Linked DNA regions of Homo sapiens: region 2 is linked to region 1. The links are chromatin loops, found by intact Hi-C in ENCODE. Cell type or tissue: Calu3. All regions are shown on one strand. Links, peaks and the distances in the headings refer to the core of each region. The heading gives the core; the rest is flanking DNA. Region 1 has its middle 620 kb from the start of HINT1. Region 2 has its middle 500 kb from the start of CHSY3-AS1.

Region 1 (15,609 bases), core at 4,459-12,458:
TTAGAACCTTTATGTATTTTAGAAATAGGAAAAAGAAGATAAGGATAGCTACAACACATTAAGTGAGGACAAGAGGATAAGAGTTGAGAGAGATTAGAGGTTGAGATATTCAGGGATCAAATTATTTTAGTATTCAATCATACATTAAATAGTTTACACTGTATTCTAAGAGTCATGCAAAGTGATTGCTGGCCAGGCAGGAGAGGGGTCTAAGGAGAAGAATAACAGGAATTCATTCAGATTTATAGTGATCACTCCCAGTTTCTGCTTGGAGAGTGAACCATAGATGGTGTGAGAAACACATTCACTAGTCCAAACACAAAGAATGGACTCAGAGACAAGAACAGGAGAAGCAAGACTTTTAATGGCTGTCTTGCAAGATCGGGTGTATGGTAGGCAGGCACACCTGGGGCAGTTAACAGCAGGTAATTTATCTCCTAGCACACAATTCTCTCCCCCAGTTCCTCATTGGTTGAGTACTATGGAGTTACAATTTTCCTAAGTTACAAGTTGCCTAAGTTTCATTATCCCCCTTATAAGGTTATACCCTGGTCCCCTTCCCCACTTAAATTTCGATTTCTTAATAATGAAACTTTCTTCCCTTTTATGGGCTGACCCCTCCTCTACATTCTGTTCACTTATGGTTAACTTCTAGGTGCATGAGTCATGTGGTTTGCCACATCTGCAGGCTGGCTGCCAGTACTTAGATTTATCATGCCTTGAAACTGGACCATTTAAAATGTTTTCTCACAAATTCCTTCCTCTTTTCTATCTACTTCTTTGGTCTCATTTTCATCTAAACCCTTTTGGTCCTCGAATCACTCTAGAAGTTGTTTATTTTCTCCCCATAAGAGAGTGAGTTTAATTTGGTTTCTAATAGTAGCAGGCTATTTTTCTGGTAAGACATGGGCATTTGTTTATTAACAGCTATTTTAATTAATTTCTGTGCTAGTCTGCTCACACAGGGATAATGCAACACCCCACTGCTGTTAAGACTCCTGCCACAATTATGAGAGATGTAAGGATTGAAGCTACCATGCCTTTCTGTTTTCCAAATCATCCTTCGAGCCAACCAGTAAATGGATCTTAAATTCCAGCATTTTCTGCCAGTCTGTTGGCTAGAGTTGTCAGTCCTTGTAAAGTTTCATGATGGTCCCATCTGAGGCAGTATTTTTGGGAACGAAAGTACAACATTTCCCACCCAGCATGACATATACAACCCCTTTTTCTGCTAGTATTATGTCTAGTTGAAGCCTGTTTTCCCAGACCATTTGAGTGGTGGCATCTAACTGGCTAGCCAACCCCTTGAGGGCATCCAGAGTATAGCTGATGAATCTCTGTTGATTACAATAGATGTAGTTAATCCAATCCACATTTTTATTAATAGTTGACCACCAGAAGAGTGCTGACTCAAACCCAGCAGTTATTTGGTTTGGGGCCTTAAATTTATTAGGCACCCCCACAGGGACTCCTATCAAGTCAACTTATAAATTGGGATCAAAAGAATTTGTCAAATCTCTCCAGTTTTAGTGGCCAAGTGCATTTTCAGGCATTTTATGGAATGCCAGGGTGAAGGCAATCACCAGCTGGACTAAAGCACAAATCTCAGTCCAGTTGGATGGTAAGAGGTTATAGAGGTTCCTCTTCCCACAATACCACCAGACATCCATCCGGGGTATATGGAGGCTGAGTAATTGCCACTGCCTAACTTACCAGTGATGTTTAGGATGTGGGTACAACTCAATAGTTCTCCCATGGGCTTACTGAACTCTGCCCCCTTCCTTGAGAGGCAAGAGGAGTGGTTCATATTCCCTATAGAGAATGAGGGAATTGCTATGGGATCTGACCTTTGCAATACAGGAAAGAGCAATGACAGACTCTTACAAGTCTCATTTCCCCATGCATCATTGTCCTGGTATAGAGCCAACATGCAATGCATTTCTTCAGGATTGGTATCCCATCCTAAGGAAAATGGAACCACCTGTGCTTGAGGTTTTCCCACAGCACATGCATAGCAGTTACTCTTGTTGAGGGCTTGTACGGAAAATTTGATCCATTTGACTATACCCTGTACTCTCTCTCAGTTTCTGAGGTTTGCCTTAAATCCTTTACCTCAATTATTTCTACCCTTTTAGGGTCATTATTCGGTGAACTAAAGTGTTTATTGGAGTCAGGGGTTGGAGTAGTCCCAGGCAAATGGGAGGTTGAGTTCTTGATTAGTTTGAGAACAAATCACCCTAGGGTGTCTTTCCCTGTGATGTTTGCCCCTAATCCCTAATCCATATACCCAAGACACTACTTTTGGTTCTTGGTCTAGAACAGCTGGATTGTCAGTGATGATGAGTATAGGATTGCATTCTAAATTCTGGCAGTTATTTGGTGGGAAGCCCTTGGATAGATGTAGTTTATTCTTTAATGGTCTCCAGCTAGGAGTTGCCCACCCCATATTTACTGTCCAACCCTGAAATTGGGTAGTCCACCACACATCATCCCAGCTGGGCAAGCTGATGCCCTGCTGTAACCTGTGTCTGGTTCAGGGCAAAGATATTTATATGCCTGTGAGAGCTGTCTCTGATTTTCCAAATTCCCACAAGGTAAGACGTGGCAGGCATCAAATCTTATAGTCTAGGGTGCTACCATCTTGGTTACATTAATTACCAATCTGATTGGGTAGAGAGGAGTCCCCTGCCAGTTTCCATTTTAACCTTCTGCTCTGTATAGTAGCCCATCCCAGCCATATTAACTTCCAGAAATGAGGCCAGCCCATATTTTCTTTTTAGATTTTTCTGAGTTAACTTTAAGGGTTCCTGGGTGACCCGTGCACTTTTCACTGGTCTTTCTCTCTCCCTTCTGGGGTCTCTTTTACCAGTCATTTGACTCCAGTATAGTGAGTCCACCCCCATTCAGCTGTTCTCATGGCTGTCTCAGTGGTCAAAAGCACTTGATAGGGACCATCCCTGCTTGGGTGGAGCTTATCTTCTTTCCAAGTCTTAACCAGTACCAAGTCACCAAGCTGGAAGTGGTAACCATGAACTCAAGAGGCAGACTTGAATTAGAAGTCCTTTTAACCTAAGGGATGACAGGGTGGAGGAAATGGCCAGTAAATAATTTCTTAAGAATTGATCCTTGGTTTCCATAGTAGGGAGATCTGTAGCTCTGCCTAAATATGGGAGCCCATATAATAACTTGTAGGGGGCAATCCCATCTTTTCTTGGAGCTGTCCTAATGCTAAGGAGTGCTATTTGGAGACATGTGGTACAAGGCATTTTAGTTTCTAAGATTAGTTTGGTGATATGCTTTTTGAAAGTTTGATTCATTCTTTCTACCTTTCCAGAGGAAGGAGGATGCCAAGGGGGTGCGATAATCCCATCTAATTTGTAAACCTTCCATAATTCCCCTTAACACCCTTGAGGTAAAGTGGCTCCCATTGTCTGAATCAATATTTTCTGCCAGGCCAAATCTAGGTACAATCTACTCTAATATTATTTTGACATTCCTGGTGGTGGCCGTTGGAAGGGGAAAGCCTTCCATCCAGCCGGAAAGGTGATCTACGATCACCAGTAAATACTTTAGTCTTACTATTTTGGGCATTTCTCTGAAATCTACTTGAATGCTTTGAAATAGTCTTAGTCCGGGAGGTCTTCCTCCCATGGCCTGTTTTCTAGCCAACATTTTGTTTAAGCTTTGACAAATTACACAACTTCCACATACTTGTTTAGTGAGGGTCTAAATCCCTATACACACATAATTCCTAAGTATTGCATCACACAGAGCCTGGGGTCCCCAGTGACTCCCTTTGTGTAATATAGACATTAGTTCTCTCATCAGGGGTTTTATCATTTCTCTCCCAGCAGGAAGTACCCATTTCCCATCTTCAGTTTGAGTGACCCCTATCTTGTCTAATTCTTCCTTCTCCTCTTTGGTAAACTGGGGTCTTAATACTACCTTAGAGATGTCTGGGATCAGGCTAAATAGTCTAATTTCTTCCTCCAGGGAAGCTTGCTTAGCAGCTTCATCTGCAAGCCTGTTTCCTATAGCTTCTACAGTATTCCCTATCTGATGATCATTTACATGAACTATGGCTACCTCTGCTGGAAGTAGGAGGCTTTCTAAAACCTGTTTGACCAGTTCCCCATGTACCAATTCTTTTCACCTGCTATTTATTAGGCCCTGCTCTGTCCAGATTTTTCCAAAAGTGTGTAATACCCCATGAGCATATTTAGAATCAGTATATATAGTGCCTTCTTGGTCTTCGAGGAGGTTTAGGGCCTGGTTAAGAGCATGTAATTCACAGGTTTGAGCCAACCAGCCATTAGGTAATCTACCTTTCTCACATAAGGAGTGTTTATTTTCATCAATGACAGTATAACGACTATGTCTCCTGCCATCTATTACTCAGGATGACCCATCCACAAACAGCACAACATGTAGTGGAGCTTCTCTAAAGTCTGGTCTAACTTTGGTTTGGTATTCTATGATATTTAAGCAGTTATGGTCTGATGTCTCTTTGTTCTCCTCTCCTTTCTATAGGAAACTGGCTAGATTCAGGCAAGTGTCTGTTATGACCAAATCATCTTATTCTACTAATATGGCTTCATATTTTAGAATCTGAGAATCCATTAACCATGTCCTGGCCTTTTAATTTAATATATTCCTGACCTGGTGTGGGGTGCTTACTATTAGGGCCCCACCAAAGGTTAGCTTTTGACTCTCCTCTACCAGCAGGGCTGTGGCAGCTACTGCTTTCATACATTTGGGCCACCTGCAAGAGACAGAATCAAGAAGCTTGGAGACAAAAGCAACAGGTTGCCTCTTCCCTCCCAAGGTTTGAGTGAGCAACCCAAGGGCCACACCCTGGTCTACTGTTACAAACAGATGGAATGGTTTCTCTAAAGGTGGGAAAGCCAGGACCGGGGCAGTAATGAGGGCCTGCTTTAGCTCCTTCACTGCCTGAATTTCCTCTGGGGACCATTACAAGGGATTGGGTTCCTCCTCTAGTAACTTGAGATACAGAATCTTTGTCTTTTGAGCATATGAGTCATCCATAACCTATAGTAATGAGTTAAACCAAAAAAATTTCAGAGTTCTCTCTTTGTCTTAGGCAAAGGCAGACCCATTATTTCCAATAATCTCTCTGGGTTTATTCTCCACTTCCCTTCATTAATCAGGTGTCCTAAATATTTAACTTCTTTTTCTACAAACTGCATTTTGTTCTTAGAGACTCACAATCCCCTTTCTCCTAGGAAATTAAGCAAGTTTGTGGTGGTTTCTGATACCCTGGCCCTCTTCTCCCCAGAAATTAAAAGATAATCTACAATATTGCAACAACTGGGTTCCCCTGGAAGTTTGGGATTCCTCCAGGACGTTTTCTAAGATTTGAACAAATTTGAAACCTTGTGGCAGCACAGTCCAGCAGTACTATTGTTTTCTCCCAGTTATAGGATTTTCCCATTCAAAGGCAAAGAGGTCCCTACTCCTGAAGTCTAGGGGACATGCCCAGAATACATCTTTAAGATCCACCACACGGAACCACTTATGTTCATAGGGTATCTTCCTAAGGAAAGTGTAGGGGTTAGGCATCACAGGGTGGCGGGTCTGAATAATTTGATTTATAGTCCTTAGATCTTGCACCAATCTATACAACCCTGGGGCTTTTGACTGGGAGAATTGGAGTATTGTATGGTGACATGCAGGGTTCTAATAATCCATCTTTAATCAATTCCTCTATTACTGGTTGGAGACATTTTCTCCCTTCAAGAGATATGGGATATTGTTTTCTGCAAACGACTTCTTCTGCTTGTTTTAGTTCAATCTGTAAGGGTGTGATTGTTAACCCTCCCCTGTTGCCTTCCCTAAGCCACACAAGGGGATTAATTTTTCTTTCCCCCTCCTCTGTTAGGAGGCCCATCATTACTTTTATTTTTCCTTCCTCTATTCCTAATTCTACACCCAATCTCACAATCAGGTCTTGACCCAGGAGGTTAGGTCCTGCTTCAGGAACATATAAGAGGGACTCCTCAATTTGTTCTGGTCCCAATCTAATTAACATTTTCTTGAATATCAGAACCTGAAATCCCTCCTTTTTATTCAAGATACTGTCAATGTTTTGTTAGAGAGTTCTGTACCCCTTAGTTGGTGAATTAGGGGAGAGCAAGCCACCTCAGTATCAACCAAAAATGTCACTTCTTCTCCTCTGGCTCCCACCTTCAAATTTATCAAGGGTTCCTGGTGGGACCTACTCAGAAGGAACCCCTGACCCCCCCAGTCTTCATCAATGGTTATGAGGGGAATCACCTTTTCTTCTTTTTTCCATTCAGGACATTCTGTCTTAAAATGCCCTGGCTTTCCACACTTGTAACATCCATTCATAGTTTTAGGAGCTTTTCTCTGCATTTCTCTTCTTTCTCTGTGTCTCTTTTCCCTTGTCTCCTTCAAGGGGAATCTTGATCTAACATTTTTCTGACTACCTCTTCCACAGTGGAAACCATGATTTTTTCTTTTTGTTTCCGTTTCTCTTCCTCTCTCCTTATAAAGACCTTCCTAGTTTCCCTCAGTAATTCCTCAATCGGTTTCTCATTCCATCCATCAGTCTTTTGTAATTTTTTTTTGTAATGTCAGGCCAGGTCTTAGTTACAAAGTTAACCATCAAAAGGTCTTGCCCTACTGGGTACTCTGGATCTAATCCAGAGTATTTTCTCATCTGATCTCTGAGCCTCTGCAGGAATGCAGAGGGAGTCTCCTCTTTTTCTTGTTGAATCTCAAATGCCTCTGAGATATTTTGTGTCCTAGGAGTGGACTCTTTGATCCCTTTAATTATTAGTTCCCAGAGGTCCTGCATTTGGGCCTGGTCCCTGGGATCATTATTATCTCATTTGGGATTGACATTTGGAAATTTTTGTTTGGCGGCAAGACTCCTTGCATGAAAGATGTTGCCTCACGCAAATGGTCATGGACACTCTCCCAATCATTCCCCTTTCTTCTCCTGTGAACAGGATATTCAATGATAGACATCATTTCAGCCCAGGTGTAAAAGCTGAGTCCTAGGAATTGGTCCAGCTGGTCTGCTAAACCAAGGGATCTTCTAGGAGTGGTTTCATTTCCTTTTTGAAATTCCTCACTTCAGTACTTGTAAGAGGAGCATTTACAAAGCTGATCTCTCCCTGTCCCATGGGAACTTCCCTAAGAGGGAACACGCTAGATGCCTGCTGTATGGAAGGAATAGGGAAGTTCTCAATATTCTTCTTAAACTGTTCTAATTCTTTTCTTAAATTTGCATAAAAATTTAAAGGAGCAGTTGTTTCAACTCTCCCATGGTCTCCAGGTCTTTCTTCCTTTAACCCTCCTGCTGCCCCTTGATCTTCCTTTCCCCTATTTTGTGAGATGTATAGAGGAGACAAGCATGATAGGGGATCCCAGGGCTTTACACTGGGCAAGGGCTTTTACTAGGCTCTTTTTCTTCTTCTTTGAGGGGAAACATGGGGGCTAATTCCTTGATCCAGCGGAAAGCATAACCTATCTCTTCTTGTGAGGATGGGGTTTTATCATTCATATAGACAAAGCTCGGCACACCCAATTCTCATCTGAGCCAAACCTAGGCCAAAAGACTGAGGGCTTATGAATGGGGCCTTTGGGCCAGATAAAACACCAATACTTTATGATTTTTTGCTTTTCCTTGTCCCTGGTTCGTGGGTTGTCCCTCCAACCCTGCAGCATTCTCCCCAAAGGACTATTCAGGGAATATCAAAGTTTCTTTGCCTCCCTCTTTGTCCCCTAGGCTAGAATTTCTGTTTCCAATCTTTGGTCAGTCTCTGTGTCTGAGCATTTTCTGGTGTACTCAACTCCCACCCACACCCCGACTGGAGGTCTCTTGCACACCCCGAGAATCACTTCATCTATCTCTGGCAGTTTTCCCCATGGGAGAATGGAATCACGGATTGGGACACCACACTCGCTTCATATCTAGGATACATCTCAGTCACACACACTCAAACTCCAAAAATGTCCAACTCACCAAGGCAGCACTTATAGTCCAATTTTCCTACCTTTTCTCTTGCACAAGTTTGCCTCGTTCCTGCAGTGCCTGCATTTCTCCCCGTGTCACCTCTGCTGCCTCTAAATAACAGTCTTGGGTTTGTCTAGGTCTCTGCAGAGATCCAGGATGCCTGAACAGAGTGGGCCACCTAAATCAGGTGGGACGTTTCTCCCCTCTGTGCTGGAGTCCCACTACACACAGGCACAGAGATCCCAGGTGGTCCCCCAAGTTTGTGAGAAACACATTCACCCAACCAAACCCAAGGAATGGACTCTGAGACATGAAGAACAGTGGAAGCGAGACTTTTAATGGTGGTCTTGCAAGATCAGGTGTCTGGTAGGCAAGCACACCTGGGGCAGTTACAGTAGGTAATTTATCTCCTAACATGCAAGTCCCTCCCCCAGTTCCTCATTGGTCAAATACTAGGGGGTTACAATCTTCCAGAATGTCACCTAAGTTTCATTATCCCCCTTATCAGGTTATACCCTAGCCCCCTTCCCCACTTAAGTTTCAATTTCCCAGTAATGAAACTTTCTTCCCTTTTATGGGCGGACCCCTCCTCTACATTGTGTTCACTTATTGTGACCTTCTAGGTGCATGAGTCATGCAGTTAGTCACATCCGCAGGCTGGCTGCCAGTACTTAGATTTATCATGCCTTGAAAACGGACCATTTAAAATGTTTTCTCACAGAGGAGCAAAAGGGACAGCAAGGAGACAGTTGGGAAGATGTATTAATAGCCCAGGCAAAAAGAACTGTGGCTAGAACTAAGCAAAAACTGAGAACCAATCAAACTCGATTTTTTTTTTTGAAGGCTAAATCTATAAGATTTGCTGATGAATTGGGTATCGGTGATGATTAAAAAAGAGAATCAAGGATTACTCTTGACTCTGCTTGAGCAACTGGGTGGAGAGCTGGCTTATCAACAGAAATAGGAAAGTTGGATGGAGAAGAGAATCAGGCTTTCTTCTTAGGGCATTTCAGTGTGGCTGCCTAGGAAATGTCTAAGTGGATGTATCAAGTGAGCAGTTGGGCTACATTATTTCTCACTTCAGTGAGGAAGTCTGAACTACTGTTATAAAAAGAGAAGCTAAGAGAAGAAAATGTTTCAAGTTGGAAGGAGTAAACAACTTCATGGAATTCTGTTCAAAGAAGCCTGAGCACAGAGAAATAAGCACTATATTTGGAAATTCGATTATCCTGACAAAAGGATTTTCAATGGGTGGTGGGGATGGAATCCTAACGGGAGTGGACTGAGGCAGCAATAGAGGTTGCTGAAAAGGAGATTGTGATGGATGTGGTTTTAATTTGCAGTTTCCTGATGCTGACTGCCTTTTCAAGTGCTATTGATGATGTGTATATTTGTGTGTGTGTGTGTGTGTGTGAAGGGTTATTCAAATCTTTCAGTCATTTTGAGGGTTTTTTTTTTAATTGACTTATAGGACTTCTTTACATATTCTAGATACAATTCTTTTTGGCAAAATACAGTTTTTGCAAATATTTTTTCCATTCTGTGTCTTGCCTCTTTATTTCATGAATGTTGTTCTTTGCAAAAAATATGTATATTAATTTTGATGAAGCCCAAATTTATCCATTTTTTTCCTTTCATAAATAGTGCTTTTTATTAGAACTGCTGAGAAATCTAGCCTACCCTTACCTTTCATGAAAAAGTTCTTCTGACTTCTACAAACATTATGGTCCTGATTTCAGCTTTTATATACAACATATAATCCATCCAAGTCTGCTAAATGTGTCTACTTTTTTATCTATCGCTTATTTATCTGCTTCTGATTGTCTGTGTGTTCTTTATAATTATGCCTCTGCTACCTATATTTCAAAGCATTAAGATTGCCTTATTTTCAAACTTTCTATGTATAATGTAGAAAATGTATTGCCACACTTTCATTTTATCCATTCAGAGGATGAATCTTTTGATAAATTTGACCTTTTTACATATATATTAATAGTGTGATAGTGGTACTTTTTATATAATTTTATGTTTTATGTACTTTTTATTCATTTTTTCTCCTTTCCTGATTTCTACTGAATAGATTTGAATTATTTTCTGTCTGTTTAACACTTTTTAAATAGGAGGCGGAGTTCAGACACCAGACCAAAATGATGACTAGCTAAAACAGGTCCAGGTGGAAGCAGATTTCTATAAAACATGCCCACTGGTATGCCATGTCAGTTTACCATTGCCATGGCAACACTGGGCGGTTATTGTCCCTTTCCATGGCAATGACCTTGACAACCTGGAAGTTGACACCCTTTTCCTAAAATTTTCTGCATAAACCACCTATTAATTTGCATATAATTAGAAGTGGGTATAAATATTGAGTTCAAAACCACCTCTGAGCTGCTATTCTGGGCACACTGTCTATGGGGTAGCCCTGCTCCACAAAGAGTTATGCATCTGCTGCTGCTGTACAGTGCCGCTTCATTCAAAATTGCTGTTTTATACCAGTGACCTGCCCTAGAATTCTTTCTTAAGTGAAGTCACGAACGCTCCCAAGCTAATCCCCAATTTTGGAGCTTGCCTGTCCTGTATCATTTATATATACTAATTTCCTTTATGCTGGCTGTCTTTAACATCCTGTATCACTTATATATACTAATTTCCCTTATGCTGGCTGTCTTTAACATAAATGTATAATCATATATACTAACTCACATCAATGTATTAAAATTATTAATATCTTCTCCCTAACAAGATAAGTACTTTCCTCACTCTCATTTTTTAGCTGAAAAGCCTCACATATTTTATTACTCATAATTTCTTATAGTATCTCCAGGTTTCTTTCTCTTGCAGCATCAAAACTTTTCAAAAGAGTTTTCAATGTGGATTTTTATATACCTATAAATATTTTTATTATTTACAAACATTTGAGTAAAATATGGCCAAATATAAAATTCTAAGTTCACATTCTTTTATATTAAAATATCATTAAAATACTTAAAGTAGCAAATATGTATGATGAACAAATCTAGAGATCTAATGTACAACATGAAGACTATAGGTACTAAAATTATACTGTGTATGGGATTTATTCTAAATGAGTACATTTTAGATGCTGTTGCCACAAAACAAAAATAAAGTTGATAACTATGTGAGATAATGAATATGTTAATTTGCTTCACTATAGTAATCATTTTACTGTCTATATGTATCCTATCATAATATCATGTTTTATACCTTAAATATACACAATAAAATGTATTGAAAATAAATAAATAAAATCACACTTTGTTATTTTATTTTCATTAAAGAATTACACACATACAAAATGGTGCAAAATCATAAAGGTACAGCTCAATGAATTAGCTCAAATGAAATACACTCATGTTAGATGAAAAAATAGAACATTTCTAACATCTGCAAATCCCTGGTCATAGCTCCTCCAATCACCACTCCTTCAACCTCCTGAAATGTATCCACTATCCTACTTCTAATATAACAGATTAGACTTGTGTGTGTGTGTGTGTGTGTGTGTGTGTGTTTTGTAATGAATAGAATCATATTGAGGTAGAAGACTAAGAGAACTTGTTTTCTGGTCACAACCCTGCTGACCAAAACAGGATCTTGTCCACACAGGATAAAGTGAAGAAACTGGCAGGAACCATAAGATAACAATCAGGGTGATCCCTAGCTGCCCTCATTGCTCAGTGGCATAGGACAATACCACCAGTTCCATGACAGCTTATAAATACCATGCAACAATCCTGAAGTTACCACCCTTTACCATGGTAACAATCTGGAAGTTACCGCCCCTTTCCTTAAAAGTTCTAAGTACATTTTGGGAGGCTGAGGTGGGCAGATCAGGAGGTCAAGAGATTGAGACCATCCTGGCCAATATGGTGAAACCCCGTCTCTACTAACAATACAAAAATTAGCTGAGCATGGTGGCACGCACCTGTAGCCCCAGCTACTAGGGAGCCTGAGGCAGGAGAATCACTTGAACCCGGGAGGCAGAGGTTGCAGTGAGTCAAGATTGTGCCACAGCACTCCAGCCTGGCAGCAGAGTGAGACTCCATCTCAAAACAAGCAAACAAACAAAAGTTCTAAGTAATCTACCCCTCAATACCTTAATATCCATTGACCCACCTTTTAATTTGCATGCAATTGAAAGTGGGTTTACGTGAGTATAAATACGGTTGCCAAAAGACTACACATGGCTAACTCTGGGCCCACTACCTATGAGTTAGCCCTGCTTCAGAAAGAGCGGGACCATTCAATAAAATGTTGCCATCTAACACCACTAGCTTGCCCTTGAATTCTTTCCTAGATGAAGCCAAGAATCCTCTTTGAAGCCCCAGTTTGGGGCTCACCTGTGTTGCATCATCTGGCAGCAATAAAAGGATGAAGATGGCAAGCGAGAGGCAGTGACAAACACAGCAGTATGACAGCAGAGACAGCAGCAATCGTAGTCTTTTGGCAACTGTATTTATAAGATGGATCTCCACCATTCTGCAGCCCCCTTATGATTAAGGAGGAGTATCTAATCTCCAAGGGAAGAATGAGGTAGGAGACCCACAGGACTTGTTTTCTTGTCACAAATATGCTGATCAAAACAGGATCTGGTCCAGACAGGATAAAGTGAAAAAACTGGCAGAAACCAGCAAATGGGGATGAAAGCAATCCCTGGCTGCCCTCATTACTCATTAGCATAAGACACTCCTATCAGTGCCATGACAGTTTACACATGCAATGGCAATGACCCAGAAGTTACTTTTCCTAAAAAATTCTAAATAACCTACCCCTCAATTTGCATTGACCCACCCCTTAATTTGCCTGTAAGTGAAAGTGGATTTACATGAGTATAAATGCAGTTACCAAAAGCCCATACATTGCCAACTCCGGGCACGTTGCCTGAGGAGTTAGCCCTGCCCAGCAAGAAATAACCACTCAATAAAAATTTGCTGTCGAATACTACTTGCTCACCCTTAATTTTTTTCCTTGGTGCATTAGTCCATTCTCACATTGCTATAAAGAAACTCTTCAGACCAGGTAATTTATAAAGAAAAGAGGTTTAATTGGCTCACAGTTCTGCAGTCTGTATGGGAAGCATGATGGCATCTGCTTGGCTTCACGGGAGGCCCACAGAAACTTACAATCATGCCAAAGGTGAAGGGGGATTAGGCACATCACATGGCCAGAGCAGGAGCAAGAGAGACAGGGGGAGATGCTACACAGTTTTAAATGACCAGATCTCAAGAGAACTCACTCACTATTGGAAGGATAGTACCAAGGGATGGTACTAAACCATTCCTGAGAAAACCACCCCCATTAACCAATCACTTCCCACCAATCCTACTTCCAGCATTGGGGATTACAATTCAATATGAGATTTGGGAAGGGACAACATCCAAACTATATCACTGGATGAAACCAAAAACACTGCAGGATAAGCCCCAATTTGGGGGCTTTTAAAATTGTGAAATTATATATGATTAACTCATGTTCATTTATAAAATCATAAATTACGCAGCACACTTTTGGTAGATTACAATTCCTCTTTCAAATATGCTGCTGGGTTTTGTTACTATGCATTTTCTTTCTCCTGGTTGTCACTTACTGATGTCTTGGCCATAAGGAAGGTAAAATGAGAAAGTGGATCAACTAAAGGTCAGATGAGTCTTGGATCTCAAATAGAAATTTCAAAGAGAAGGTACAGAATACAGCAATGATTAGTAATCCACCTCTCAATTAGATTTAATTTCAAAAAGAAAGTTTCAGAGAATACAACCTAAATTATTTTACTACCAGTATTTTCCTAGTCACACTGTAGGTTGGCTTAAGTTAAACATGGTAAGTAAATAATTATTTCTTTTGGTAGACCATTCACTTGGTAAGCAAAGAAATAAAAATTTGCCCCATGACAATTGCATTAACTTCCAATTTGGGGACAATTATATATCAACATTGCATACAGCATATCTTTCAGTAATTACCCATACTGATGATCTTCTATTTTATTGTCCCAGAGACCACTAGTTGCTAACTGAATTTTTCTTCTGCTCCTTCCCTAGGATTAGAACACATTTTCTTTTCCTGCTGCAACTGCCTTATGGTAAAGCAGCTAGGTTGTTTTCCATGTGGGTCTCTGCCCCTGCAACTCCTCACTGGTCAGGACCTGCTGACCTGGGGCCACAGCACAGTCACACTACCCACACCTGAGCACTCCGGCAGGTGGCAGCTCTGCATTTCTCTGAGACAGAGCTCCTAGAGGTAACAGACCAGCCTGTCATTTTTGCCACTGCTGAAACACGTCTCGCCACCTGCCCAGTCTCTTTTTCCTGTGAGCCCCTGAACCCCTGCTTTTCACCAGGCAGGGCCCCTGGCTCAGGCCTGTAGTGCAGCTGCCCCATCTCTGGCTGAACATTCCCATTAGTACAGCTCTAGATTTTACTGTGGTGGAGATCCCAGAGACAACTCTAAGTCCTTCTACCACTGACACTGTAGCAGTACCACCCTCGCTGCACTCCGTCTGGGAAACAAAGACTCTGATTGCTTTGCTGGCACTTCCAGTACTCTGTAGCTGCCATACAGAGAGGAGTCCGGTTTTTCTTCCCTGTGAGCCCCTGCCGCCCCTGCTCTTCACCAGGCAGGGCCGTCAGCTCAGGTACACAGTGCAGTTGCCGCATACCTAGCTAAACATTACCACTGGCAGTGGCTCTGTGTCTCCCTGGGATGGAGACCCAGGATGGCGGCCCCCACCTTTGCTGCAACCAAGCTGAGAAAGGAAGAACCTGGGTGCTTTACTCGTACTTCCAGCAAGCCATGGCTGCCTTACAGAGAAGATGTTAGAGTAGGTAGCTAGGCAGACATGAGAAGGGCAGGAGAGGGTACCTCCAAGGAATTTCAGGCAGCCATCAGGTGATGATCAGGTGCTTGTTAAACTGTCTCTCTATAATAATAATTGGTTACAGCTGGCACCAAGGAACGGTCATTTCAATAGATAGAAAACACCTGAAGCTGGTGATTAGTAGCTTCCCAATAAGATCTCAGGAGTTGGGTGAGTGGGCTCAAGCATGTGCACTAAGAGGCAAAATGGAGGAGCTTAACTGGTGTATGACCTTCCTCTAGGAACACTCAACTGGTAAGGGAAAATCTCCTCAAATGAGTATACACACAACTTCAGTAACCACATTGCACATGTGGCCCCTCCTAGGTGCTGGCAGGCTGCTGCACAGGTGAACAGCCCACCCCATGGGAAGAATCAGGGGAGAAGAGACGCAACCATGCCTATGTATAAAACCCTAAGTCAAAGGCCAAATATCATGCTTTGATCTCTCAAGTCACCCACTTGGTCCTCTTCCAAGTGTACTTTACTCCCTTTTGTTCTTGCTCTAAAACTTTTTAATAAACTTTCACTCCTGCTCTAAAACTTGCCTCTGTCTCTCACTCTGCCTTATGACCCTTGGATGAATTCTTTCCTTCAAGGAGGCAAGAATCAAGTTGCTGCAGACCCATATAGAATCCTCACTGCTAACAAAGAGGCCAGATTGTATTTCCTGTAATCCCTCCACCACCGCTGCTCTTCACCATGCAGGGCCCCCTGGCTTAGGCCCACAGTA
Region 2 (15,609 bases), core at 4,054-12,053, 150 kb before region 1:
AAGAAAACTAGGCAATACCATTCAGGACATAGGCATGGGCAAAGACTTCATGACTAAAACACCAAAAGCAATGGCAACAAAAGCCAAAATAGACAAATAGGATCTAATTAAACTAAACAGCTTCTGCACAGCAAAAGAAACTATCATCAGCGTGAACAGGCATCCTACAGAATGGGAGAAAATTTTTGCAATCTATCCATCTGACAAAGGACTAATATCCAGAATCTACAAAAAACTTTAACAAATTTACAAGAATAAAACAAACAATCCCATCAAAAAGTGGGCAAAGGATATGAACAGACAGTTCTCAAAAGAAGACATTTATGTGGCCAATAAACATATGAAAAAAAGCTCATCACTGGTCATTAGAGAAATGCAAATCAAAACCAGAGTGAGATATCATCTCATGCCAGTTAGAATAGCAATCATTAAAAAGTCAGGAAACAACAGCTGCTGGAGAGGATGTGGAGAAACAGGAACACTTTTACACTGTTTTGGGGAGTGTAAATTAGTTCAACCATTGTAGAAGACAGTGTGGTGATTCCTCAAGGAACTAGAACCAGAAATATCATTTGATCCAGCAATCCCATTACTTGGTATATACCCAAAGGATTATAAATAATTCTACCATAAAGACACACGCACACGTATGTTTACTGTAGCACTATTCACAATAGCAAAGGCTTGGAACCAACCCAACTGCCCATCAATTATAGACTGGATAGAGAAAATGTGGCACATATACACCATGGAATACTATGCAGCCATAAAAAGGATGAGTTCATGTCTTTTGTAGGGACATGGATGAAGCTGTAAACCATCATTCTTAGCAAACTAAGAAAGGAACAGAAAACAAAACACTGCATATTCTCACTCATAAGTGGGAACTGAACAATGAGAACACATGGACACAGGCAGAGGAACATTACATACCAGGGCCTGTCGGGGTGTGGGGTCAAGGGGAGGGATAGCATTAGAAGAAATACCTAACGCAGATGACGGATTAATGGGTGCAGCAAATCACCATGGCACATGTCTATCTATGTAACAAACCTGCATATTCTGCACGTGTCTCCCAGAACTTAAAGTATAATTTTAAAAAAAGAAAAAGAATAATTTGTTTTAAAAGATCTCCTTTGCATTTAAGCATTCTTTTTCACTCTTTCTTCTTCTGTTTCCAAAATAACTTAAAAACATTCTGCCAAAAGAAAATAATCTTTAAAATAAATAACAATAATTGAGTCTAGGAATATGTCCTCAGTTATTGCAACCATTTTACTATGTGAAGGTCAAGAAATCTATCTAACATCCTGTTTATATCGAAGAGTTTATATATTTTTCTCATCAATCTTGTATTTCTATATCTTTCTTATGAAGCATGCAACTTGTATAGGCACATATAGACCATAATACAAAAAATAATATTTTCTATCTTTATCAAGGGAAATGAAATGTTCTCACTAATTACTTCCAGGACATAGCAATCTGACTGAGAATTGAAGATGGCCATGAACATAACTGGAAATTAAGCACATAAGGTCAGAGTTCAAAATTATCATACTACAGTAGAAAAAACAACAGACTACAACTTAGGAGAATTTAGGGAGGTTCTTTTAGGAGAATTTTGGGACAATTTGAGAGGTAAAATCCTTTTACCTCTCAACTTTCCCAGGTCTCGTATTCCAAAATTGCATGATACTATGTAACTCCAAGGTATTGAGCTTAGTCCAAACTTAAGGTTTTTCAGTGGGTGTCACCATAAGGAAATTGTATAAACTTTTGAAGGTATTCTGTCATGTAGTAATAAATATAGCTTAAGAAAGTGCTATAATCATTAATTTACATGGAATTAACAGTTAAAGTACATATTTGTTAATGTAGGGTGAAAAAACACATTATAATATCAATTGTAGTTGAGGTTCAAGGTTATTTTGTGAAAATAATAAAGAATAAAGAATTAAATAGAATAAAAAGTTATTACATATAATAAAGGCTAACAGGGAAAGAGATCTTACAATTGATAATAAAGAAATTAAACCTATTGTAAAAAGCACAGATTGGCAACCTATGGCCCAAAAACCAAATCTAGGCCACTTCCTGTTTTTGAAATAAAGTTTTATGCGAACATAAATACCTTCATTATATATTGTCTATGGCTGATTTTACCCTACAGAAATATAATTGAATAGTTGCCACAGATAATATATGGCCCACAATGCTTAAAATATTTATTATCTAGCCCTTTATTGAAAAAGTTTGTCAACATCTGGTAGAGGAATTTCAAGATGAAAATGCTAACTAATGCCATACTAAAAATACAACCCAAATTAACTAAACTTTAGTTTGGAAAGAGTCTTTGGACTTCATAAAAACTGAGTAAATAAAGCCCTTATGATGTAAAAGATACAAGCATCTTAACATAGTTTTAAAGATCACAAATTTGAATCCCTAATAATCAGTAAAAAAAAAAAAAGGGGGGGTTTTTTTTATAGAATTCACCATATTTCACATTTAGAACAAATTTTTATATCTCACTTGATTTTTATCATTAAAAGTCAATGTTTTACATCATTAATGGTATTCATAATTGAATACACATGGCACACACTTGGGACACTTCTGAAATGTTTCATAACCGTTGATTAAAATAAAAATGTATTCTTTGAATTACAAAGTCTTCACTGGCATTTCTTCTCCCATAGAAAACCCTTCCACTCAGACAGAGGCCTAGTATTTTCAGTGACGAGTCTGGCATACAGCATGTGCCCTATAAGTTAAATAAATAAATTTTTTTTGAAAAAAAAATATGTAAACTTTGTCTTTTGTTACCTATTGGATTATGAAAGGAAGATTTTGGTTGCTGTTCATTTTTCTGTAGACATTTACAGGGAAATGAAAACAGGCCATGTAAATTATATTAATCAAAAGCACACAATTTCCAGAGATTGCCTTTCACTTGAAGATAATGAAACAGCCATGGCTGGTTAGCTTCCGATTTACTTTAAGTTTCTATAGCTGATATTTCCACTTAAATAGATTTGTAAGTCTCTTCCTTAAATATTGAATTTATCCAGAAACAGTCTTTCTTTCCATTGCTTTAAATGAATATTGATTTTTCTTTTAGCTTTAAAAGCCATCAGTTGAGTCTTAAAATGTATCAGTAATTATTATGAGAATTAAATAGTGCAAGTAAAATGACCCACTTTAACTAATCTAGTTGAGCAGCTAATGATCACATTTTTTTTTTTTACATAAAATTGTATTCCTTTCTGTAGTTGGTCCAGTGGCATTTCATCAGGAAGAAATACAGTAAGAAGAGTGCAGCTATCTCCATCCATACAGAGCTGATTATAATATAGAAGTCCTGTAACTGGTCATTTCATTTCAGAAGCTTATTGATACGGCTCAGCTGAATTATGTCTCCCAAATGTCATCTTGAATTATGTCTCCCATAATTCTCATGTGTCATGGGTAGGACCCTGAGGGAGATAACTGAATCATGGGGGCGGGTCTTTCCCATGCTATTCTTGTGATAGTGAATGAGTCTCACAAGATCTGATGGTTTTATAAAAGGGAGTTCCCCTGCACAAGCTCTCTTTGCATGCCCCTATGTAAGATATGACTTTGCTCCTTCTTCACCTTCTACCATGATTGTGAGTACTCCCCAGCATGTAGAACTGTGAGTCAATTAAACCTCTTTTCTTTAAAAATTACCCAGTCTCGGGTATGTCTTTATTAGCAGCATAAGAACAGGCTAAAACAGTAAATCGGTACCACTAGAGTGGGGTGCTGCTGTAAAGATACCCAAAAATGTGGAAGTGACTTTGGAACTGGGTAACAGGCAGAAGCTGGAGCACACTGGAGAGCTCAGAAGAAGACAGGAAGATGTGGGAAAGTTTGGAACTTCCTCGAGACTTGTTGAATGGCTTTGACCAAAATGCTGATAGTGATATAGACAATAAAATCCAAGCTGAGGCAGTCTCAGATGGAGATGAGGAACTTGTTGGGAACAGGAGTAAAGGTTACTTTTGCTATGCAAAGAGACTGTTGGCATTTTGCCCCCACCCTAGAGATCTGTGGAACTTTGAACTTGAGAGAGATGATTTAGGGTATCTGGTGGAAGAAATTTCTAAGGGGCAAAGCAATCAAGAGGTGACAGGCATACAAGTTAGGGAAATTTGCAGCCTGATGATGCAATAGAAAAGAAAAATCCATTTTCTGGGGAGAAATTTAAGCCAGCTGCAGAAATTTGCATAAGTAAGGAGAAGCTGAATGTTAATCACAAAGACAATGGGGAAAATGTCTCCTGGTCATGTCAGAGACCTTCATAGCAGCCCCTCTCATCACAGACCTGGAGTCCTAGGAGGGGAAAATGCTTTCATGGATGAGGACAAGAGCCCCCCTGCTCTATGCAGCCTTGGGACATGGTGCCCTGCATTCCAACTGCTTCAGCCCCAGCTCAGCTAAAAGGGGCCAATGTACAGCTCAGGCCATTACTTCAGAGGGTGCGAGCCCCAAACCTTGGCAGTTTACATGTAGTTTTGGGCCTGTGGGTACGAGAAGTCAAGAATTGAGGATTGGGAACCTCTGCCTAGATTTCAGAGGATGTATGGAAATGCTTGGATGTCCAGGCAGACGATTGCTGCAGGGGTAGGGCCCTCATGGAGAACCTCTGCTAGGGGAGTGTGGAACGGAAATGTGGGGTTGGAGCCCCCAAACAGAGTCCCCACTTGAGCACTTCCTAGTGGAGCCATGAGAAAAGGGCCACCATCCTCCATACCCCAGAATGGTAGATCCACTGACAGCTTGCACCATGCGCCTGGATAAGCCACAAACACTCAATGCCAGCCCATGAAAGCAGTCAGGAGGGGAGCTGTACCCTGCAAAGCCACAGGGGTGGAGCTTCCCAAGGCCATTGGAGCCCACTTCCTTGCATCAGTGTGATCTGGATGTGAGACATGGAGTCAAATGAGGTCATTTTGGAGCTTTAACGTTTAATGACTGCCCTATTGGATTTCAGACTCAAATAGGGCCTGTAGCCTCTTTGTTTTTTCCACTTTCTCCCATTTGGAATGCATTTACCCAATGCCCGTATCGCCATTGTATCTGGGAAATAACTAACTTGCTTGTGATTTTACTGGCTCATAAACAGAAGGGGCTTGCCTTGTCTTAAATGGGACTTTGGACTGTGGACTTTTGTGTTAATGCTGAAATGAGTTAAGAATTTAGAGGACTGTTGGTAAGGCATGATTTGTTTTGAAATGTAAGAACGTGAGATTTGGGAGGGGCCAGGGACAGAATGATATGGTTTGCCTGTGTCCCCACCCAAATCTCATCTTGAATTGTAGCCCCCATAATTCCCATGTGTCATGGGTGGGACCTGGAAAGAGGTAATTGAATCATGGGGGCAGGTCTTTCCCCCTGCTATTCTCATGATAGTGAGTAAGTCTCACGAGATCTGATGGTTATATAAAGGAGAGTTCCCCTGCACACACTCTCTTTGCCTGTCACCATTTAAGATGTGACTTTGTTCCTCCTTCACCTTCTTCCATGATTGTAAGGACTTCCCACATGTGGAACTGTGAGTCAATTAAAACTCTTTTCTTCATAAATTACTTAGTCTCAGGAATGTCTTTATTAGTAACATGAGAACGGACTAATACACTGATAGAAGAAAGGAAGAATGAAGACAGTGGCTTGGCCCCTTAAAAATGATTTACAAATCAAGAGGCAAAAAATCAGGTTATCTGTCTTCTTACCCAAATGTTTTAACATTTGAAAATTTTAAGGAAAAATTAGACAATCCCTGAGGAATATGTCATAATTATTGCCATTTAAATGAAATTAAATATACTGTTAATTTTACCTTTTCATATACTCTGTTACTGATATTTTAAAATACTTACCCCTCTTTTTTCCTGAGAATCAGATTTTCTTGCCTTTTCACTTATTTAGCCATGGAAATTGGTTTAAGTCCATAAAGTATGAGCTGTAAAGGGCTTTTATTCCAAAATCTACATGAGATTCCAACTACAGGTGCAACTATCAGCCTCTCTGATAAGACCATGGAGAAATTTAAAGAGATGGCTCCTATAAGTTCTCAGCTAGACAAAAGAGTTTCTAAGAAGTTGAATGGAATTGTCTCATCGCTCTTTGATTTTTAAGCCCAAAGTAGAAATGAACCTGGATTGAAGGTATACATAGGTGTGGTTTTGTGTAACAGAGTGGTTTATAATCTAATCTGCAAGAATTCCATGCAACTTTTAAAGGATTTGTGCCATCTTGTACTGAAAGGGTAGCAATTGTGTAAAATGAAAAGAGGACTCCTTCCCTAAGCAGTCTGAGGGAACTACTCAAATGCAAATATTTGCCATTTTTCATAGAAGAGCAGTGACTCACAGGATGGGACCAAGATTACAGCAGTCAGGGCCAAAAGCCCTGGAGAACAATTCTCAAGGAGCCAAACTGAGTTCTAATCAACAATATTTCATGCTCTCAGAGCATGGGGAATTGGTCAGCATAATAGATGCAGGCATTTGGTAAATTCAGTATGCAATTATAATTCAAAAAAAGTAAACATTTATTAAGTTAGAAATAAATGAGAACCTCCAAGGCCTAACAAAAAATTTCCATAAACATCTGGAGCAAACACCTTAAATATGGTAACAATGAAAACAGTTTCTTAAAAATAAGGGACAACTCAACGATATATACTACCACCACATCTATTCTATTTTATTGGCAGTCTTAAGTAGTATAAGAGGAAATAAAAAAGGTATTAAGGTTATAAGAGAGGAAAGCAAAATTATTAGAGATAACTTTTATCATTTACATAGAAAATGCAAAAGAATCCATAAATCTTACAAAAGGACTGAATATAAAGTCAGTAGCATTTATATACACCAGAAGCAAATACCTAGAAAACAAAAATAAAGAGAAGAAAAAATTTTCAATAATTTAAATACAGCAGTATTTACAAGAATACAAGAATAATATATCATAAGATATAAAAAATCTCTACAGGTAAATTATAAAACTTTTAGAGCTATTAAAAATAACTGTAAAATGCAGAGAAACCATATTTATAAGGAGAAAAACTTTATATTATAGAAAAATCAATTTTCCCTAAGTGGAACTCCAGATTTAATAAAATTTCAATAGAAATTTCTGTTTTTTTAATGCAACTTGTTCAGATTGTTATAAAATTTATATAAAAGAACAAAACGAGCTAATAAATACCCTGAACTAATCTGAATAAGTGAAGGATGGGTAATTTGTCCTACTAAATACTTTAAATCTGTAATAATCTAAATAGTATGTTACAGCATCAGGGATAGAAAATATAGCTTATCTGATAAATAAAGGTGCTAAAAAGTACCCAAACATTAATGGAACATTGTTATATGACAGAGATAGCATGCCAGATGGCTGGGTGAAGTTGAAATTATTTAATAAATAGATAAGTTGAAATTATTAAATAGACATTAAGAAACATGGTTAGCCAAGTGAATAAAGACAAAATTAAATCTCTACCTCATAGAATATAAAAATAGATTCCAAAAGCATTAAGGACTTAAGCTTCTTAGTAGAAAATATAAGTAAATACCTTTTAGACTTTAGAGTGAGAAAAGTTTCTTAAATAAGTACAAAACACATTGACTATGAGAAAAAAATGATACATTTAGATTAAAACTAACATTAGTTAATCAAAACAATAGATCAAATTGGGAGGCGATATGTGTATTACAGACAAGTGCCAAAGCATTGGTATGGATAATAAAGTGCTTCCATAGGTCAATAAGAAAAGCAAAGTAAAAATTAAACAGAAAATTGTTGAAAGTTATAACTGGCATCAGGCGCGGTGGCTCACGCCTGTAATCCCAGCACTTTGGGAGGCCAAGACGGGCGGATCCTGAGGTGCCAAGCATGGTGGCGGGCGCCTGTAATCCCCGCTACTCGGGAGGCTGAGGCAGGAGAATCACTTGAATCCAGGAGGTGGAGGTTGCAGTGAGCCAAGACCGTGCCATTGCACTCCAGCCTGGGCAACAGAGCCAGACTCCGTCTCAAAAAAGAAAAGAAAAGAAAAGAAAATTATAAATGGTAATTTCAAAAATAAAATCCATGAATGGCAATAAGCATATAATGAAATATTTAAAATTATTAATGGTTGCAAAAATAAAAATCAAAATTGCTGAGATACCGCTTACATTCATTTGTTTAAAAATAAAAAGAAGGGACCTATAATCCCAGTACTTTGGGAGGCCGAGGCAAGCAGATCACTTGAGGTCGGGAGGTGGAGACCAGCCTGACCAACATGGAGAAACGCCGTCTCTACTAAAAATACAAAATTATCTGGGCGTGATGGAGCATGCCTGTAATCCCAGCTACTAGGGAGGCTGAGGCAGGAGAATCGCTTGCACCCGGGAGGCAGAGGTTGCAGGGAGGAGGAGGTTGCAGTGAGCCGAGATCGCGCCATTGCACTGCATTCTGGGCAACAAGAGGAAAACTCCGTCTCAAAAAATAAAAAATAAAAATAAGGAATTAGACAATAATTAAGTATTGAAATGGACGTACAACCGGAGGATATCTTACATATTGTTGAAGGAAATGCAAATTGGTGCATTCACTTAGAAAACCAGTTTGGCATTTTTTCCTAAACTGGAACATTCTATGCCTTGTGGTACAGAAATTTCATCCCTAAATATAAAATCAATATACTGCAATACGGTTTAAAATAAAGTAAAAATATACTTCTTCAGAGAGTATCTAAATGACATAAGAAATTACAAAGGAATGACAAACATAGAATCAGAAAAAAAAGTTTGTTTAGACTGAGGTAGGTAGGGAAATGAAATATAGAATAAATTTTAAAATTATTTTTAAAAAGAGAGAAATACTTTACATTGCCTGACATTTCATCCTCTGCGAGTATGCCTTAGAGAGAACAAGACATTGGAGATTAAAAAAAAGGGGGATTCTCTCATGGATATTGTTCCCCAAGAACCTCCCATGATGTGAGAATCCAGCCAAACTGAATGTGATTGTAGTGTATAAAAATTAGTAATTAGTAGCTTCGTATGCTGTGGCACCTTAGCTCAAAACAAGCACCTTTTCTGAAACTTATCTGGAGAGCCAGACTCTAGTCACTCCCTACCCACCCCCACCACCAAACCCGCGGTTCCCCTCCTGTGGTCCCTGGTTTGTTAGGAACCAGGCTGCACACCAGGAGAGCGACCGGCCAGCATTATCCCCTGAGCTCCACCTCCTGTCAGACCAGAAGCGGCATTAGATTCTCAAAAGAGCATGAACCCTATTGTGAACCGTGCATACAAAGGATCTAGGTTGTGTGCTCCCTATGAGAATCTAATGCTTGATAATCTGAGGTGGAACAGTTTCATCCCAAAACTACCCCCACAACCCTATCTGTGGAAAAATGGTCTTCCGTGAAACCGGTCCCTGGTGCCAAAAAGGCTGGGGACCACTGCTCTAGAGGAAGCACTGAACTTATTGAGTGATGGCATCTCATCCAACAGGACACTTTCCTAAGATATATTTGGTGGTAATATCACTACTCAAAGTTTTCTTATTAAATTATTAACAATTATGTTCACATTATATTCTAACTTTGTGTAAATTAACAATTTTGCATTAAACCTTTCCAGTTTTCTTTACCAAAAAGTATTAAAAACTTGAAGTGAATTATAATTTTATTTATAATAAGCAATTTCTGTAAGTGATTTTTACATATCTGAGTTTTTTACATATGAGTACTGTACACATAGTAGGCACTCAAGACATTCTTGTTGAGAAAAGGAGTAAATAAATGAGAAGGCTAATTTACATACTGATTAAGATTATAAGAACCCAAGACCTGGGTTTGGGTCCTCCTTCCTCTTTTACTAGCATTGTGAATCTGTAAATTTTAGTCTTTTTTATTTGCTGAGTAAAAAAGTGGTTTATAATAGCAATCACCACCGAGGGCTGTCATGATGATGAAATGACACCATGTATGTAAAGTGCTTAACAGTGTGCCTGGCACATGTAAAATGCTCAATAAATTTAAGTTATTACTTTCACCATCATCATTTTATATATATATATATAGAGAGAGAGAGAGAGAGAGAGAGAGAGAGAGAGAGGATGCTCACCTAATCAGACTTTCTCACTACTTGATGATACCTAATTAAGAGAATTTACTGTAATAACTAAAGCTCAGTAAATTTATTGCATTCTTGAAGCCATAAAGACCGAAATGTTACATTAAAACTTTATTATGCACTGAAAGATTTCATCATAGCAATGATCTTTATGTTCCAGAAAAGGTCATATAAACCACACCTTTGATTTTTCTTTTCTAAGCAGGGAATGTTGAATGTAGAATAAATGTTCAGTTTATCCCTTCCTTTCTTCACAAAAAATTAGCCAACTCTTCTAATGAATTGAACAGTGCTAGACCTTTCCAAAATCCTCTCCTTATTGCAAACTTGTTTCAAGTACTTTCTAAAAGCTCCTGATTAGCCTTAGAAGAAGGAAACATACATACAGCATCCTGAATAATAGTGCCAGTTATTGCAACATGGAAATTTTTTTCCTCAGGTTCAGTGTTAAGCAAGAACCAATGTGAAATGTTTGATAGAAAGGGCAGTTCTAGAGTGGCATGATGGCTCCATTCTCTGGTTTACTAAACAAATGACATGTGTGGTGGCTAATGAAGCCATGAGCATCCCTAGCCCTTGCCTCAATGTTTTCCTCTAGACAACCTGCCAAATGGGGCCAGTGTTAAACACTGAAGGTCATAATGCTGTCTACTAAACAATTCTGATTTTTAATATCCTGTAGTTTATTTGAAATTTCCAAAGAAACATATAAACTCAAGCCAGCGTAATTTAACAAGTGATAAGAGTGACAGGAGATAAAATCAGAGGAATGGTCAAGAGCATCATCAGGTAGGGCAGGCTGATAAAAAGATTAAATGATTTTTTAATCCATAGATTATTTTTGAAAAAATAAGATAAAATATATATATTATATACCATGAAACACACAGATGTTAGGCATTCTGTTTGATGATCTTAACAGACATCTACACCCATATGCTAACGATCCCAATGAAGATACAGAACATTTTCTTCACTCCAAAATGTTCCCTCATGCCTTTGTTCAAGAATACTCATGCCTATAGAAATAATTGCTTTGACTTCTATCACCATTAATTAGTTTTGTCTGTTTTTGAGCTCCGTACAAATGGAATCATACATTGTTAACAGGCTGTACTATTTTGTATCTTGCTTCTTTCTCTCAACCTACTGCTTTGAAGATTTATTCCTATTGTTGTATGCATCAAAAATTTTCTTCTTAGTATTACTTAGTATTATTTCATGGTATGAAGGCATCATGAATTGTTTACCCTATCTCCTGTTGAAGGACATTTGGATTGTTTCCAGTTTAATGTTGATATGAATAATACTGCCAGAAATATTATTGTAAAAGTGTCTGTGAGGACATATGTTTCTATTTCCCTTGGATAAATATTAAAAAGTGAAATTTCTAGGTATCAGGGTGATGTAGAATTACATTTAATCCCAGCTACTCGGGAGGCTGAGGCAAAGAACTGCTTGAACCCGGGAGGCAGAGGTTGCAGTGAGCCGAGATAGCGCTACTGCACTCCAGCCTGGGCAACAGAGCAATACTCTGTCTCAAAAAAAAAAAAGGTTCATTTTTCAAAGTGGTTGTTCCATTTTGTACTCCCACCAAAAATGTATGAGAGTTTCTTATTAACATTTTATTTTGTCTTACTAATAATTTTATTTGTCCATCATCTTTTTAATTTTAGTCATTCTAGTGGATTTGAAGTAGTATTTCATTGTGCTTTTTAATTTTCATTCCTTGAATATTAATAATAATAATTGTATTTGAGTACACTTATTAAACATATAAAATAACTTTTCAAGATTTTTTCCATTTTTATTGGGTTATTTGTTGTTCATCATTAATATGTAGTTCTTTGTATATTCTAGACGCATGTTCTTTGTTATATAATGTACTCTGTTTTGTAAGCAGCTTTATTGAGGTATAATTGGCAAACAATAAACTGTACATATTTGCTACATAGAAGTTGATATGTTTGAAGCATGTATGCACTCATGAAACCTTAATGACAAGATAATGAATACATCCTTCACCAAAATATGTCCCTCATGAATTTCACTCAATTCCCAGGCAATCACTACTGATTTGCTTTCAGTCACTACCAGATTAGTTTAATTTTTAACAACTTTATGTACCTGGAATCATACAGTATATTATATTTTGTGTCTGGATTATATTACCAAATATAATTAGATATTCACATATAATATTATATATATCATTTGTTCCTTTCTTTTTATTGGTGAGTAGAATTTCATTACATTAATATACCACAAAGTGTTTATCTATTCATATGTTGATGGACATTAGGTTATTCTTAGGTTTCTGCTATTACAAATAAAGCCCATTCTGCCTCAGCCTCCTGACTAGCTGGGACTACAGGCGCCTGCCACCACGCCTGGCTAATTTTTTGTTTCTTTAACTTTTAAGTTCATGTTTGTTATACGAGTGAACTCATGCCATGAGGGGTTTGTTGTAGAGATTATGTCATCAACCAGGTGTTACACCTAGTACCCATTAGTTATTTTTCCTGATCCTCTCCCTCCTCTTGCCATCCATCCTCAGGTAGGCCCCAATTACTGTTGCTTCTTTCTATGTGTCCATGAGTTCTCATTATTTAGCTTCCCCTTATACGTCAGAACACACAGTATTTGGTTTTCTGTTCCCGCATTAGTTTGCTAAAGATGATGGCCTCCAGCTCCACAAATGCTCCTGCAAAGGACATGATCTCTTTCCTCTTTCTGGCTGCATAGTATTCCATGGTTACATATCACATTTTCTTTATCCAGTCTACCATTGATGGGTATTTGGGTTCATTCCATGTCTGTGCTATTGTGAATAGTGCTGCAAAGAACATACACATGGATGTCTCTTTACAATAGAACAATTTATATTCCTTTGGGTATATATCCACTAATGGGATAGCTGCTTTTAGCTCTTTGAGGAATCGCTATACTACCTTCCATATGGTTGAACTAATTTAAACTCTCATCAACAGTGTATAAATGTTCCTTTTTCTCCACAAACTCATCAGCATCTGTTCTTTTTTTTGACTTTTTAGTAATAGCAATTTTGAATGGTGTGAGATGGTATCCCATTGCAGTTTTGATTTGCATTTCTCTAATGATTAGTAATAATGAGCTTTTTTTCATATGCTTGTTGGATGTAAGTATGTCCTCTTCTGAAAATTGTTTGTTCATATCCTTTGCCCACTTTTCAAAGTGGTTGTTTGTTTCTTGTAAATTTGTTTAAGTTCCTTCTAGATGCTGGATGTTAGACCTTTCTCAGATGCATGGTTTGAAAACATTTTCTCCCATCCTGTAGATTGTCTGTTTACTCTGTTGATAGTTTATTTAGCTGTGCAGAAGCCCTGGAGTTTAATTAGCTCACATTTGTCAATTTTTGTTTTTGTTGCAATTGCTTTTGGCATTTTCATCATAAAATTGCCCATTCTTATATCCAGAATGGTATTGCCTAGGTTTGTTTCCAGGGTTTTTATAGTTTTAGGTTCTACATTTAAGTCTTTAATCCATCTTGAGTTAATTTTTTATATGGCATAAGAAAGGGGTCCAGTTTCAATCTTCTGGATATGGCTAGCCAGTTATCTCAGCACCATTTATTCAAGAGGGAATCCTTCCCCCTTTGCTTGTTTTTGTCAGCTTTGTCAAAGATCAGATGGTTGTAGGTGTGCAGCCTTATTTCTGGGCTCCCTATTCTGTTCCATAGGACTATGTGTCTGTTTTTGTATGAGTAACATACTGTTTTGGTTACTGTAGCCCTATATCAAAGATTGAAGTTGGGTAGCATGATGCCCCCGGCTTTGTTCTTTTTTCTTAGGATTGTCTTGGCTATTCGGGCTCTCTTTTGGTTCTATATGAATTTTAAAATGTTTTTTTTCTGTGAAGAATCTCAATGGTAGTTTAATAGGAATAGCACTGAATCTACAAGTTGTTTTGGGTAGTATGGTTATTTTAACAATATTGATTCTTTCTATTTATGAGCATGGAATATTCTTCCATTTATTTGTGTCACCTCTAATTTCTTTGAGCAGTGGCTTATAGTTTCCTTGTAGAGATCTTTCACCTCCCTAGTTAGCTGTATTCCTAGGTATTTTATTCTTTTTGTGGCAATTGCAAATGGGAGTTTGTTCCTGATTTGGCTCTTGGCTTGACTGTTGTTGGTATATAGGAATGCTAATGATTTTTGTGCATAGATTTTGTATCCTGAGATTTGCTGAAGTTGTTTATCAGCTGAAGGAGCATTTAGGTTGAGACAATGGGGTTTTCTAGACATAGGATCATGTCACTGGCAAACAAGGATAGTTTGAATTCCTTTTTTCCTATTTGGATGGCTTATTTTTCTTTCTCTTGCCTGATTGCCCTGGCCAGGACTTCCTATCACATATTGAATAGGAGTGGTGAGAGAGGGCATCTTTGTCTTGTGCCAGTTTTCAAAGGGAATGCTTCTAGCTTTTACTCATTCAGTATAATGTTGGCTGTGTGTTTGTCGTACATGGTTCTTATTATTTTGAGGCATATTTCTTCAATACCTAGTTTATTGAGAGTTTTTGACATGAAGAATGTTGAATTTTATCAAAAGTTTTTTTCTGCATCTATTGAGGTAATCACGTGGTTTTTGTCTTTAGTTCTGTTTATGTGAAGAATCACATTTATTGATTTGCATATGTTGAACCAACTTTGCATTCCAGGGATGAAGCCTACTTGATCGTGGTGGGTAAGCATTTTGATTTGCTGCTGGATTCAGTTTCCCAGTATTTTATTGAGGATTTTTGCATCAATGTTCACCAAGGATATTGGGATGAAGTTTTCTTTTTTTTGTTATATCTCTGCCAGGTTTCAGTAACAGGGTGATACTGACCTTGTGGAATGAGTTAGGGAGGAGTCCCTCCTTTTCAATTTTTTGGAATAGTTTCAGTAGGAATGGTACCAGTTCTTCTTTGTACATCTGGTAGGATTCAGCTGTGAATCCAGCTGGTCCTGAGCTTTTTTTTGGTTGGAAGGCTATTTATTACTGCTGCAACTTCAGAGCCTGTTATTGGTCTGTTCAGGGATTCAATTTCTTCCTAGTTCAGTCTTGGGAGGGTGTATGTGTCCAGGAATTTATCCATTCCTATTAGGTTTTCTAGCTTATGTGCATAGAGTTTTTCATATTATCTGATGGTTATTTGTATTTTTGTGGGATCATTGGTAATATTTCCTTTGTTGTTTCTAATTGTGTTTATTTGGATCATCTCTCTTTTTTTCTTTGTTAGCACAGACAAGTCATTCTGAAGACATATGCTTAATTTTCTCTTAGGTGACTGCCTGAATGTACAACGACTGGGTCATATATAGTGCTAGGTGTACATTTGATTTTTTAAAGAAACTGCCAAACTCTTTTTCAAAGTGCTTTTACCATTTTATATTCCAACCAGTAGTGAAAGAGAGTTCCAGTCCAACA

The links. Hi-C counts contacts between places; a loop is a spot of excess contacts. Peaks named below come from ENCODE experiments on the same cell type or tissue, not always from the same donor. Only the 100,000 strongest peaks of a DNase experiment are listed, where the experiment ranks them.
Region 2: it touches region 1 in a loop (2.9-fold over the local background); 2 of 110 quality-filtered maps call a loop at or near these places.

What each region holds. Positions count from the first base shown.
Region 1 is chr5:130,541,396-130,557,004 of GRCh38, forward strand. No RefSeq gene overlaps it. Among named protein-coding and RNA genes, the nearest start is that of HINT1, 620 kb to the right of the region's middle. In Calu3, for the core only: no CTCF peak of the experiment used is centred there; a DNase peak (open chromatin) is centred at 8,646.
Region 2 is chr5:130,393,894-130,409,502 of GRCh38, forward strand. No RefSeq gene overlaps it. Among named protein-coding and RNA genes, the nearest start is that of CHSY3-AS1, 500 kb to the left of the region's middle. In Calu3, for the core only: no CTCF peak of the experiment used is centred there; no DNase peak of the experiment used is centred there.